2 separate regions of the Homo sapiens genome follow, and region 1 is linked to region 2. The links are chromatin loops, found by intact Hi-C in ENCODE. Cell type or tissue: dorsolateral prefrontal cortex. All regions are shown on one strand. Each heading gives the region's core, and the rest is flanking DNA. Links, peaks and the distances in the headings are about the cores only.

The links. Peaks named below come from ENCODE experiments on the same cell type or tissue, not always from the same donor. Only the 100,000 strongest peaks of a DNase experiment are listed, where the experiment ranks them.
Region 1: it touches region 2 in a loop (2.2-fold over the local background); 3 of 110 quality-filtered maps call a loop at or near these places.

Annotation. Positions count from the first base shown.
Region 1 is chr5:169,023,353-169,026,266 of GRCh38, reverse strand. All of the region lies in intron 4 of SLIT3 (slit guidance ligand 3), which reads left to right. All of the region lies in intron 1 of SLIT3-AS1 (SLIT3 antisense RNA 1), which reads right to left. Among named protein-coding and RNA genes, the nearest start is that of SLIT3-AS1, 12 kb to the right of the region's middle. In dorsolateral prefrontal cortex, for the core only: no CTCF peak of the experiment used is centred there; a DNase peak (open chromatin) is centred at 1,586; H3K27ac peaks cover 1,074 bases.
Region 2 is chr5:169,070,650-169,073,563 of GRCh38, reverse strand. All of the region lies in intron 4 of SLIT3 (slit guidance ligand 3), which reads left to right. Among named protein-coding and RNA genes, the nearest start is that of SLIT3-AS1, 59 kb to the right of the region's middle. In dorsolateral prefrontal cortex, for the core only: no CTCF peak of the experiment used is centred there; no DNase peak of the experiment used is centred there.

The DNA.
Region 1 (2,914 bases), core at 125-2,624, 47 kb after region 2:
TCTTACAATTTCATTTTTAATATTAAAATTAGGCTGTGGCATTTCCCTTCGAACAGAAGGAAGTCACAGGTGCCCATTTCTGATGCAGTTCTCAGAATATCCTAATCTCCTCTCCTGCTGAACAGTCTCTGCCAGGGAGTCACCACACCCAGGAGCTTAAGAGTCATTTTCATAAATTCCCCATCTATGAAATTGCTGTGGACAGTTAATAAACCCAGAGTCAAAGGCTAATGGATGCCAGCAAGAGCATGGGGAGAGGAGACAGGCTGGTGATTGGGGGATTTGGGAAATTAGCCACTCACCTTTTAAGCATCCTGGGAAATCGCAGGTGGCTATAGCTATGCTAGGGCCAAGCCAGGTATAAAGGCGGAACTAGGGGAGAGTTCAGGCTGGTAGTAACAGATAATACAAAGTGCAGGCCCTGGGAGCCTTATTTATTATTTTCCATCAGCCAAGTGAAGGCAATTTTTAGATTTAGACTTTTTTTTGATGAACTATCACCATGGTGATGGAATTGGAAATTCTTTTCCTGACAACATTGCTGTTAAACCATTTGTTTAATTATTTGCATACCATGACTCTAGGAGGCCCCTAGAGCTGTATGCTTCTCTCTGTACAAAAGAGAGTTAATCTCAGGCATCTCTTAGTTTCCTTACAGCACAGAGATCCAAGTTTTCTATATGCCTCGTCTTTACCAGGTATGGATTGAGGCTCCTGGGGGTTCCACAGAATTCATCTTGCAAAAGATGTTCATGAAAGAACAAGATTGAAGAAAAGAAAGAAGAGCAAGGAATGTACCATCTGTTCTGGGAAAAATGGTTTTGAGCCTCTCTACTTCTTCTCTGGACCCAACAGATTTGGTTTCTGGCACATCACATCTACAGAATCACCTATAGGCCAGAGATGTTGGAAGGAGACTTTCAGTAAGTACCTTCTGGTACGAGCTGGGAACTCTGGAGTCTAAGTTACCTTTTCTATTATGGGGCTGGAGCCATTTCTGAATTCATCCCTTTCCTTCCTTGAATAATAGTGTCTTTAAAATTCCAGATGGATTCAAGATATATTTATGTATTTTAATCCCCTCTCTTAACTCTGCAGCTGACTCCAGAACCATATCCAGAAAGGTCTCTTCTAAACATCCCTCCCTGATTTGGGTCGTGCTTATTAGCGAAAGAGAATGAGCTTGCTTCCTGAGTCTTCCTATACTTTGCCCTGACCCACACTTCCATTCAGACCTGGTCTCTGAAAAATTACTAGCCCCAATTATAATGAACAGTTTCCCCATGAGAAGTAATTTAATTTTGCAAATTGTTGTCCAAGTCATAAGGGTTGGAGGTGTCTGGAGACTTTGGGAGCGGCAGTTGTTCTCTAATCCTGTGGCCCTGTGGGGATACTGTGTACATCAGGGTAGGAATTTCTTCAAGCTGAACCAATGTCTCCTCTTTCTGCCTTTTTCCTTATTTTGTCTCTTTCTTGCATCACTGCTATTCTTCCTTAAAGACAGGCAAGGGGTTGGTGGATTCCAGGCTGTTACCACCCCGCTTCTGGAGGATGTGGTGCGTGTGACAGCTTGGGCAAGGCACAGAGCCCAGGCTGTGTGTGTCACACTCCGTTCCCACCGACAAACACTGCTGCTCGCCTCCCTGTCCAAATCTGATACCACGTATGTTCTCCCGATCCTGTGCTGTTGCTCTGGAAACCAAGGAAGCAGCAGGATCTGGAGTAGGTTCATGGCCGAGTCAACCTTAAAAGTCTCCCAGACGTTTCAGCAACTTCCGGCAGGAAAAATGTACCTGCACCCCCTGCCCAGTGAGAAGTTTTTGACTGATAGCTCTCTCCCCCGTGGAAAAGTTTGCCTCCTGAAGTTAGAGAATGTCTGTCTTCCCACGGCTCATGTTGTGGGCAGGGTAGTATATTGGATGAAGATTCAAACTTCAGGATCTCAGGCAAATTCCAGCCCTGCTGCCTACCAGGTCATGCACATAACAAATAAATAAGAACGTCATCTTATCCCCTTCAAATGCCACTCTGCTTCCTCCCGGGGTGGACTGGCCATCTTGCAGTCTCCACATTGCTGAGTTCCGGTACTGTGTTCACGCTCAATAATCTGCTCTTGGGATTAAGTTCCTGGCTCAGAGGCTTAGCAGCTGGGTGACTGGCATGTTCTTCACCTTTCTGGTCCATCTACTGGTTATTCACCAAAAGGGAGTAATTATGCCTACCTCGAAGCTATGTTTTGAGAAAGAGAATTGCATACATGAGGTCCATAGGTCAGGACACAGCCCCAATATGACCAGCTGGCAGAATCACATTCTCCAATTGTAGCATGCGAATGTTTCCACTGGGAAGAAAAAAATTTCTTTCCCTTTTCCCAGCCTCAGTCTTTCATTCCTTTCGAAAGATGCATCTGACTTCATAATACCAGCTCACCTCTGTCTTTAGAGATAGGTAAAACAGAGTTATAAAACTCAACCCCTGACCCTGTGCCCCACTCCCACCCACACACAGCCATCCCAGCATTATTACCTTTGCTGGCACCAGACAGGTAAGCCCTTCAATATGGTGGAATGTAGGTGGGGGAGCCTAGGAGTTTAGGGCAAAGAAGATGGGTTGAAGATAACAGAAGAGTGAGAGCAGGTAGCTGTGGTGGGAAAAAAAAAAGAACAGAGGGTAGAAATACAAGAGGAATGAGGAAGAGAGCAAGCAAGGAGAATGACCCTATGAAGTCAGCAGCCTCCTAGGTCCACAGAAGTCTGGGGAGAGTTTACTGTAGGCCTCTTCTCAATGCACATATCCTACAACCCAGAGGCCTAGAGCTGTTTCGAAAACAGATGACAGAGCTTTAGTCTTACAATTATCCTTTTAATGAAAATTCCACCCCTCTTTTTTCTTTGAATACAGTCCTAAAAAAATT
Region 2 (2,914 bases), core at 88-2,587:
ACATTCAACATGAGATTTGGAGGGGACAAACATCCAAATCACATCACTGACATTGTCTGATTCTACTGTAGAAGACGACTTTGCCTCCCACCAAGACCCAGAGAATGGAGAATTCCCCAAATGTTGGAAGAAGGAGGTGCAGTACCAAAGATGAGAACGAATGACAGAGGAGGCTGTTGATGAGGATGAGGGCTTGTGTAAGATTGAACCTTGTGCAGCATGGTGTGATTATTGTATATCCAAGGCCCAACTGACCAACTGGACCACCAGGTGTTCATCCTGCGGGGCTAAGGATTGTCCTCTTACTCTTTTAATGTGCTAATGCCTCTGGAAGTACATGAGAATTAGGATATTAAGGTCTCTCCCCTCCCTTGTTACATGGAGAAACCAAGTAACAGGAAGGCACTGGGAAAAGAGAGGTGGCGGTGTATGAAAAGGAGCCTTCAAAGAAAAGCATCACAAGGGACCTGAAGGATCTGGCCTGAAGGATTCACGATTTGCACTCTCCCTGCGTTGTGTGAGCACTTACCAATAAATATTAAATGAATGTGCTGTAATTATTGGATGAGTCTCTGGCCACCTGAAGCTACCCACATATTTGAGGTAGGCTGGGATCTGCTGTGGAGGCTGCTGGTATTTCAGCAAGTGGCGGGCAACCTTTACAGCAACAGTTGGGTCTCCTGCAGAGTCAAATGCTGCTTTGCAAGAAGGAAGGTGTTGGAGACTGAGAGTGACTAAAGGTGGCAGGAAGAGCTCCCAGATGCTCAGACCAGGATTTGGCATAAGGCTGCCCAAAGGATTACTCTGGCCAGTGCCTCCAGCCGTGCAGAAGATCTGGTATGGCTTCTGTCTTCCGTGGCTGGGCCCCTACTGTTCTATGCTGACCCTGCCCAGCTGAAGTCTAGAAACATCCCTAACCTCCTCCATGGGTGGCTATGTCAAAATGATGATAAAATGTGTTCAGGCAGGCTAGATCCAGTACTTGCATGGTGGCTCTGTTTGATCCACCTGAGACTCTTCAGCCTTGAATAAGTCACATCTTCATTTGTACTAACCCTTCCTCACAGTCCCTTTGGAGCTGGAGAGACCTGGAATGAATAATGTGAGAGTTGCCTTTGTGCAGAGTCATCCATGCCTGAAGTCATTTGCTCCTCTCCACCCATTGGGGAAGGACTAGCAGATATTTATTTGCCTCATTTGACAGATGAGGCATCTAGGGTTCAGAAAGCTTATGTGACTTCTCTAAGGTCACAAAGTAGTACATTGAAGATAAATCTCAAGTCTCCTGTCTCCCAGTCTGATGCCAGTGCATTTTCAAGTTTTTCAAGCTTATCATTATTCTCTGCTGCTCCCTGGAACACTCTTACATGCATGGACACTACCACCATCACCACCATACCCCCATACCTCCATCACTGCAGGAAGACCCCTCTATTTGATGCAATACTTGCATGTGGGGACCATCTTCCTCTCCCCCTAACTGGTTTTGGAATCTGGATGTGGTCATTCTCATACATAAAGGATGCTTTGGCTATTTGGGGATCAAAGCTGAGCTATTGTTCTAGTTCCAACTCAAGCCAACTTACATCCAAGCAACATCAAAGGGAGCTTTTGTTACCTTCTACTGTCTCTCTGTGACGTTCCAAGAGTCTTGAACCTATCCTTTCTCCCCTTCTTCCTCTAACCAAAATGACCCAATCCCTCTGCCCTGCCCACTCATCCCACCCTCCTAACCACTCGCACAAGGAATTGATAAGGCAAGAGTGGCTATTTCCTGAACAAGAGGCCAAGCAGTCATTGTGGTAACTCAAGAACACAAGGTCTATGTGGTGGAAAGGGACCGCCAGGCAGTTTCCATTGCAACCACGACTTGGATTCTACACTTGCACACAGTAAAGATTCCATGTCAAAGGACTGCCACAAAAACTCCCCTGAAGTGGAGGCTGGCATTGCTGGGAGGAAATATGGAGCACAGCTTCATTAGAGGGGCTGAAACCAGGAAAGAAACTTCCAGAGTGAGAAAAAGCTCTCATAATACATTTTTCCACTATAGTCATTTATCGCTCTGGGTGCCCTCCACCACAGTAATCAGTGTTTTATGAACTACCTTTCCCTCAAACGCTCTTTCTCCTCTTTATTTTGCCCAAAATAAGAGTTTAATTAAACTCTAGATTTCTCCTGCTGCTACTTCTTAGAGAAATATAGTTGAAGGCACTAGGCTGTGGAGAAATGATTTTATTGGTTGCTTCTGTTTATAAAGAAGAAGAAAAACAAGCATAGTCCCTGGTTTTGTGTTCATTACATGAGCCCCATTCAGGGACTGAAGCCAACATGGCACTTTCTGGGGGATTAAGTGTAAAAAGGTGTTTTGATCGTGATAACCCCACTTATCAAAAACTAACCACAAATCACAGCCTGTAACAAGCACAGTCTCAAGACTCAGGGCATATAGCCTCTTAATTATGTTACCTGTGAAGTAAGTTCTCTTACATTTTACAGATGGGAAAACTGAGGCAGGTTTGAGTACCTGCCCAAGGTCCCACAGCTAGGAGGTGGGGAAGCCAGGATTCAAAGTCAGTATTCTGTCTCCAAGGACCAAGTAGCTAACCTCTATGGATGCTTCCTTTTAAGGTTAAAGGTTGATGACGGTTAAAGTGGCTCAGCAACATGTGATTCTAAATGTTTTTTTAAGGTTAATTTGGAAGTTAGGGCTTCAGGCTTTTGTTTTTTGTTTTTGTTTTTTGTTTCTTTTTTTTTTTTTTTTTTGAGGAAAATGTAGAGAGCAAGTCTAGGCAAATGTTGGTAGACAGCACTATGGAATTCAACACCCATAGATTTGGGAACTCAAGTGGTGAATCTGGCCTTTGCATCTTTAAATACCTTGGAAGGTCAGATTAGCACAGAAACCCTGATG